Regions from separate parts of the Mus musculus genome. Here region 1 is linked to region 2. Evidence: chromatin contacts called from ENCODE POLR2A ChIA-PET data. All regions are on one chromosome and are shown on one strand. The core of a region is the stretch at or near the end of the contact, and the rest is flanking DNA. Distances in the headings are between cores, read along the strand shown.

The links. ChIA-PET counts read pairs that join two places held with the same protein, here RNA polymerase II (POLR2A).
Region 1: POLR2A ChIA-PET joins it to region 2 with 12 read pairs in embryonic stem cell. The contact joins the enhancer-like site here to the promoter of Ppp1r15a in region 2. POLR2A ChIA-PET finds 5 or more read pairs at or near these places in 3 of 5 experiments (Patski and embryonic stem cell).

Annotation. Positions count from the first base shown.
Region 1 is chr7:45,642,952-45,645,651 of GRCm38, forward strand. It overlaps Mamstr (MEF2 activating motif and SAP domain containing transcriptional regulator), which reads left to right. Exons shown (of 10, transcript NM_172418.2): 6 at 286-373; 7 at 546-740; 8 at 1,253-1,477; 9 at 1,568-1,622; 10 at 1,755-2,700. The coding sequence ends at 2,038. Among named protein-coding and RNA genes, the nearest start is that of Mamstr, 4.3 kb to the left of the region's middle. Within about 2 kb of position 1,305, at least 1 of the 3 ENCODE cell types and tissues checked has a DNase peak (open chromatin) inside an H3K27ac peak, as active enhancers do.
Region 2 is chr7:45,524,840-45,527,539 of GRCm38, forward strand. Ppp1r15a (protein phosphatase 1, regulatory subunit 15A) reads right to left here and starts at 1,429. Exons shown (of 3, transcript NM_008654.2): 1 at 1,156-1,429; 2 at 1-552. The coding sequence starts at 543. It also overlaps a transcript of Plekha4 not described here.

The sequences.
Region 1 (2,700 bases), core at 55-2,554, 120 kb after region 2:
CCAGGGGACCAGAAACTCAAGCCCCATTCTCCTCCCTCAAACCTACAGTGCAAAGAAGAGAAGCTTGACCTGGAACCTCCTCCCCCGGGACCCCGGCCGTGCATGCTCCCCGTGATCTGCAGAGACACCCCATTTTCCTATCTTCCACACCCACAAAATCACCCCGTGTTTGCTCCACGGGAAGTCCGGAATTCCTCATTTTCCTGGCTTTTCCGAGGCCCGTTTTAAGGTCCCTAAGTACCTTTCTCCCTGTCCTTTACTCCGTCCCCTCATGCCTGTCGCTAGGATGAAGCCTTCCTCAGCAGGAGTCTCCAGTCCCTCGCCCCCTTCACACAAGCTGGAACTTCAGACCCTTAAACTGGAAGAGCTGACGGTGAGTTTAGTGTGCAGTGTCCCAGGGCTGGCCCTCTTCAGGGCTGGCACCAGACCCCGCAAACTCAAGGCCTCTGCCCTAGGAAAGTCGGTCTGGATTGTGGTTCCTCCTCTTGATTTCCTAGTCATCCCTCCCCAGAGCTCAGCACCTTCTCTCCCAAACCCATACTCAGGTCTCAGAGCTTAGGCAGCAGCTGCGCCTGCGGGGACTCCCGGTGTCCGGGACCAAAGCGATGCTCCTGGAGCGCATGCGTGGTGGCACCCCGCCCAGAGAACGGCCGAAGCCCAGGCGAGAGGACAAAGAGGCCGCTGCTCCCTGGCCCCGCCTCAAGCCCAAGGCGCTGGGAACTACTCGGCTACCCAGCACGGTGAGGGCGGGGCTGTGTACACATGGACCAATAAAGAGAAGAGAAAGAGAAATCGGGAAAATTAGCCAATGAAATGTTGGAAAGGAGGTCTGATTTGCACCTAAGGGGCGGGTCTCAACCAAAAGCTTGAGGGTGTGGCCAATCATTGGTTGGTCTGAGGATGTAGTTGAGAATACAGGGAGGGCGTGGTTTAAGGGAGAAAAACCAATGACAGGATAGGGGCGGGGGCTGTAATCTTATTTGTGTAGTAGGAGCGCTTGCAGCAAGCTTACTGGAGGTACAGCCACAAGATGAGATGAAAGATAAGATGACTCTGAAAGTTATCCTCTGATGTGTGCACACACATACATACATACATAATACATACATACATACATACATACATACATACACGCGCGCTCACGCACACCCAGTAAATAGTTTTGTTTTGAAAGAATTGGGTAAAGCCAAGGAAGGGCCGGGTCAGGCTTGGTGTGCCGGGCATATTGAACTCCCACCTTTCCTGGTTCTAGGTGAAGGCAAGCGCGACAAATCGTAGGCTGAAGTTTTCTGGAGCTACGGATCCCCTGGGAGCAGCTCCCGCTCCGGCTTCTGTTCCTGCTCCCACTCCCTCTCCAGCTTTGGCTCCGACTCCGACTCCAGCTCCAGTTCCAGCTCCAGCTCCAGCTCCTTTCCCGACACCTCCAGCTAGCCTGACTCTGGAGGAGGAGCTGCAGGAAGCGATCCGTAGGGCGCAGGTGGAAAGGGATGAGGGGCTGGGAGTGCTCGGGGATTGGGCGGTAGACCTAAGCAGGATCTAGGGTCACGTGGTGTGTGCTCATCCACAGCTGCTTCCAAACCGCAACATCGATGACATCCTGGAAGACCAAGTGGAGCCAGATGGTAGGCGATTAGCTCCCACATTTAGGGGAGGAACTGAACTTGGGAACTCCAGGGTCTCGTCGAAGGAGAAGTGGGTTGGAAACAGCGCAGTGAGCAGAATCCATCCCCCTAAAGCTCACACTCCTCCTGCAGACCTGCTGCCTCCCGTGCCCTTGGACTTCCCTGGCTCATTTGACCTGCTGTCTCCCTCCCCGGACTCGGAAGGCTTCTCTTCCGTCTTCTCTTCTTCACTACCGTCCCCCACAAGCTCCCTGTCCCCTTCTCCAAGGGCCCTCACTGATTCCTTGGACTGGCTGGAGGCCTTGAGTGGGGGTCCACCACTGGGCTCTGGGCCTCCCGGCCCCAGCATCTTCTCTGCGGACCTATCTGATCCCAGTGGCAGTCTGCTCTGGGAACTGCTGCCAGATCCTTGGTGACAGACCCTTGGGTCTAAGGAGAGGTCATCTGCATCCACAGGGACCCTCCAACTACAGAGTACTGATGCCCTCGTCCCCTCCTGACTCACCGCTGCTGCTGATATCTTATGTGCCTGGACCTGCCTATGGGGCCTCTGTATGGCCCCTCCCAGGCCCAGTGGTTGGGGTTGGGGGGTTCATTTGCTACTGGCCAGTGCATACAAGCTTGCTGCCTCCCTCAGAGACCTGCAGGTTGTGTGGCTGCCTGTCATCTGGGGATGTGAAACTTTGTGCTGTTTGAGGTCAGGAAAGGACCAGGTAAGAGTAGAAGGACCGCCCCCCACCCCCACCCCGTGGGCCCCCAAGTTCTAGTTAGAGGTGAGAGGACCAGAAGCTACTAGTGAGAGGTGACTACAAACTCCCTATGACCTTGAACTTATGGCCCCACCCCCACCTCAGAGCTGTGATTTTATCTAGCTTTCTTGGGGTTTTGTTTTGTTTTGTTTTGTTTTGTTTTTGAGAGCAAGTGTTGCTATGTAGTGCCAAGCTGGCCTCAAACTTGTTACAATCCTCCTGCTTCATCCTCCTGGGTGCTGAGATTACAGACATGAGCCATTATACCCAGTTCTCATGTCTTATTGAAGGGCTTCCCAGAGCCATGAGGTGGGAAGATAGATAAAAGG
Region 2 (2,700 bases), core at 179-2,678:
TGTTTCTCCATCCTCTTCATTCTCAGCTGGACCACCCTCCAGCTGTGATGTGGGATAAGCGGGCTCAGCCACTCCCTCTTCTCTAGCCACCACCTCCCCAAGCCTCTTATCAGCCCCTTGCAGGCCAGCGGGCTGTAGTGTGGCCTTGCCAGCTGTGCGTTCCATTTCCTTCTCTCTAAGGTCATCTTGTCCTGGCTTTGCATTGTACTCATCAACATTTGAAAGTCCCCAAGTTTCAGGAGGGGAACTTTCAGCTTCCACAAGGCAGAGCCTCTGGGCTGCTTGACTCTGTTCAGGAGATCCACTTTCTTCAGTCTCCCCATGAGGGAGGAGGTTACCAGAGACAGGGGTAGGTGTCAGCAGAGCCGCAGCTTCTATCTGATCTGCTCCTGTTACTGTTTTTGCCAGCCATGCCTCTGGGACTTCTGGGCCCCTCAGGCGGCTCCAGGCCCGACTGAGCAAGCCCATCAGTGGGGACAGGAGATAGAAGTTGTGGGCGTCCCTCCAGTGCAGGACATGCTGGGGTCTTGGGCTCGGGGCCATGTGTCTGGGCTAGAAAGGGGGGAAATTTGTTTAGAAGTCGCTCTGGGAAACAGTCTCGGGTCACAGCACTGAGTCATGGTAACAAATAGTCACAGCAGCAACACGTGAATGCCTGCCTCGAATTCCAAATAACATTGCTCACACCCAACTCTGCCACTTGGTTAATCTCTCTCAACACCCAAGCTCTACATCCTTAGAACCAAGAGCCCACACTCTTAAACCCTTCCCTTAGCCCCAGTCACAGTTCCTGGCCAGCCCTTCTCAGACCTGTAAGAGTCTGGCTTTTTAGTGACCTTTCGTTCCTCAAGCTTGTGTTCATGCCCCTAAAACCTCCCTCTGCCTACCCCTCGGACCCTGGTTATTCCTCCTGGGGTCCTTCCCTTTATTTGGCGCTATACAGATATTGCCGGTCGAGCCTCCCGGCCCCTTTCCCTTTAAACGAAGAGTGTAGACGTGGGCTCTCCTCTCTCAGACCAAATAAGCCATCTGGGCTTCTGTGCCTTTTCCCCAAACCTGGAATCGCCCTCCAGCTTGCCCCCTCAGATTCCACAACTCTCTCCAGTCTCCTCGCCAGAGAGTCCTCCCTCAAAGGCCGCCCCATCCCCCACTCACCGGCGGGCTGCACGTCACCCCGGGGGCTGAAGCGCCGGTTCTGGTTGCCAAAAGCGATCGTGGGTCCGGACTGCTCGCGAAGCCAGCGGGTTCATGTCGCCCTCAGGCGTGGGGCTCGGGGACGCAATGTTTCACAGGCTGTAGCAAAGGCTGTCCCGGCCGGCAAAGGGATGCGGGGTCGCGCGGGATATCGCATGTAATCTTCCACAAACTCAGAGCTGACTCAATCTGCGCCAACATCGTCCACGCGGCTTTTATACCCTGACGCGGCGCTGTGCTGACGTCACCGGAGAGGCGGGGTCTCGGAAGTCCCTGGGAAAGGTGGAAAGAGGAAAACAACACTGAACTTCTCGCGGAGACTCCGCGCTCTGTGAGGTCACCGCAGCTTCTCAGGCGTGCCCTAGGCTCAATCGAGAGAGCCGTCGATCTCACGTAATTTCCGAGCAAGTACGCGAACCTTATCTGGCAGTCACGTACCGTGCCATTTCCCTTTCCTTTTATTTTCTTTATTTGAGAGGCTGGGACTGGTTTCCATCTCTGTAATCCTCCTGCTACTGTCTCCAGAGTGCTAGGATTAAGGGCGTACACCAAGACTTCCGACCTTTTTTCTCCAAGCAAGAGTGACTTTTTTTTTTTTTTTTTTTTTTTTTTGGAGAGTGGGGGGGGTTCGAAACAGGATTTTTCTGAGTATCCGTGGCTGATCAGGCTGGTAGATCAGGCTGGCTTCAAACTCAATGATCCACCAGCCTCTACCTTCTAAATGTTGGGATTAAAGGTCCCAGCCACCACTCCCCTGTTAGCAATGGATTTTTATTAGAAGACAAAACACCCAATGTTTTTAAATTTTATTTATGTATTTTTTTTAAATGTAGGAGTGGTCTGTCTGCTTGTTTACCTACGTGCTAGAACAGGTCATAAGATCCCATTACAGATGGTTGTGAGCCACCTTGTGGTTACTGAGAATTGAACACAGGACCTCTGGAAGAGCAGCCAGTGTTCTTAACCACTGAGCCATCTCTCCAGCCTTTGTTTGTTTTTCCAAGACTAGTTTCTGGTTGTCCTGGAACACAACTTTGTAGACTAGGCTAGCCTAGAGCTCACTGAGATCCGATTGCCTCGGCCTCCTGATTCCCGGATTAAAGGCTGGTGAGATGGCTCAGAGAACAGTGACAGCCAGGCGTGGCGCACGCCTTTGATCCCAGCACTCAGGAGGCAGAGGCAGGTGGATTTCTGAGTTCGAGGCCAGCCTGATCTACAAAGTGAGTTCCAGGACAGCCAGGGCTATACAGAAAAACCCAGTCTCGAAAAAACAAAACAAAAACAAAAAACCAACACCCCCCCCACCCCCCGCCAGAACAGTGGCTGCTATCTCACACCTCACAGGCAAAAAAAAAAAAAAAAAAGACAAAAACCAAGATTTTCTTTTAATCTTTTTTTTTTTTTTTTTTTTTTTTTTTTTAAATTTTTTTATTTATTTTCTGTACATGAGTACACAGTAGCTGTCTTCAGACACACCAGAAGAGGGCATCAGATCCCATTACAGAT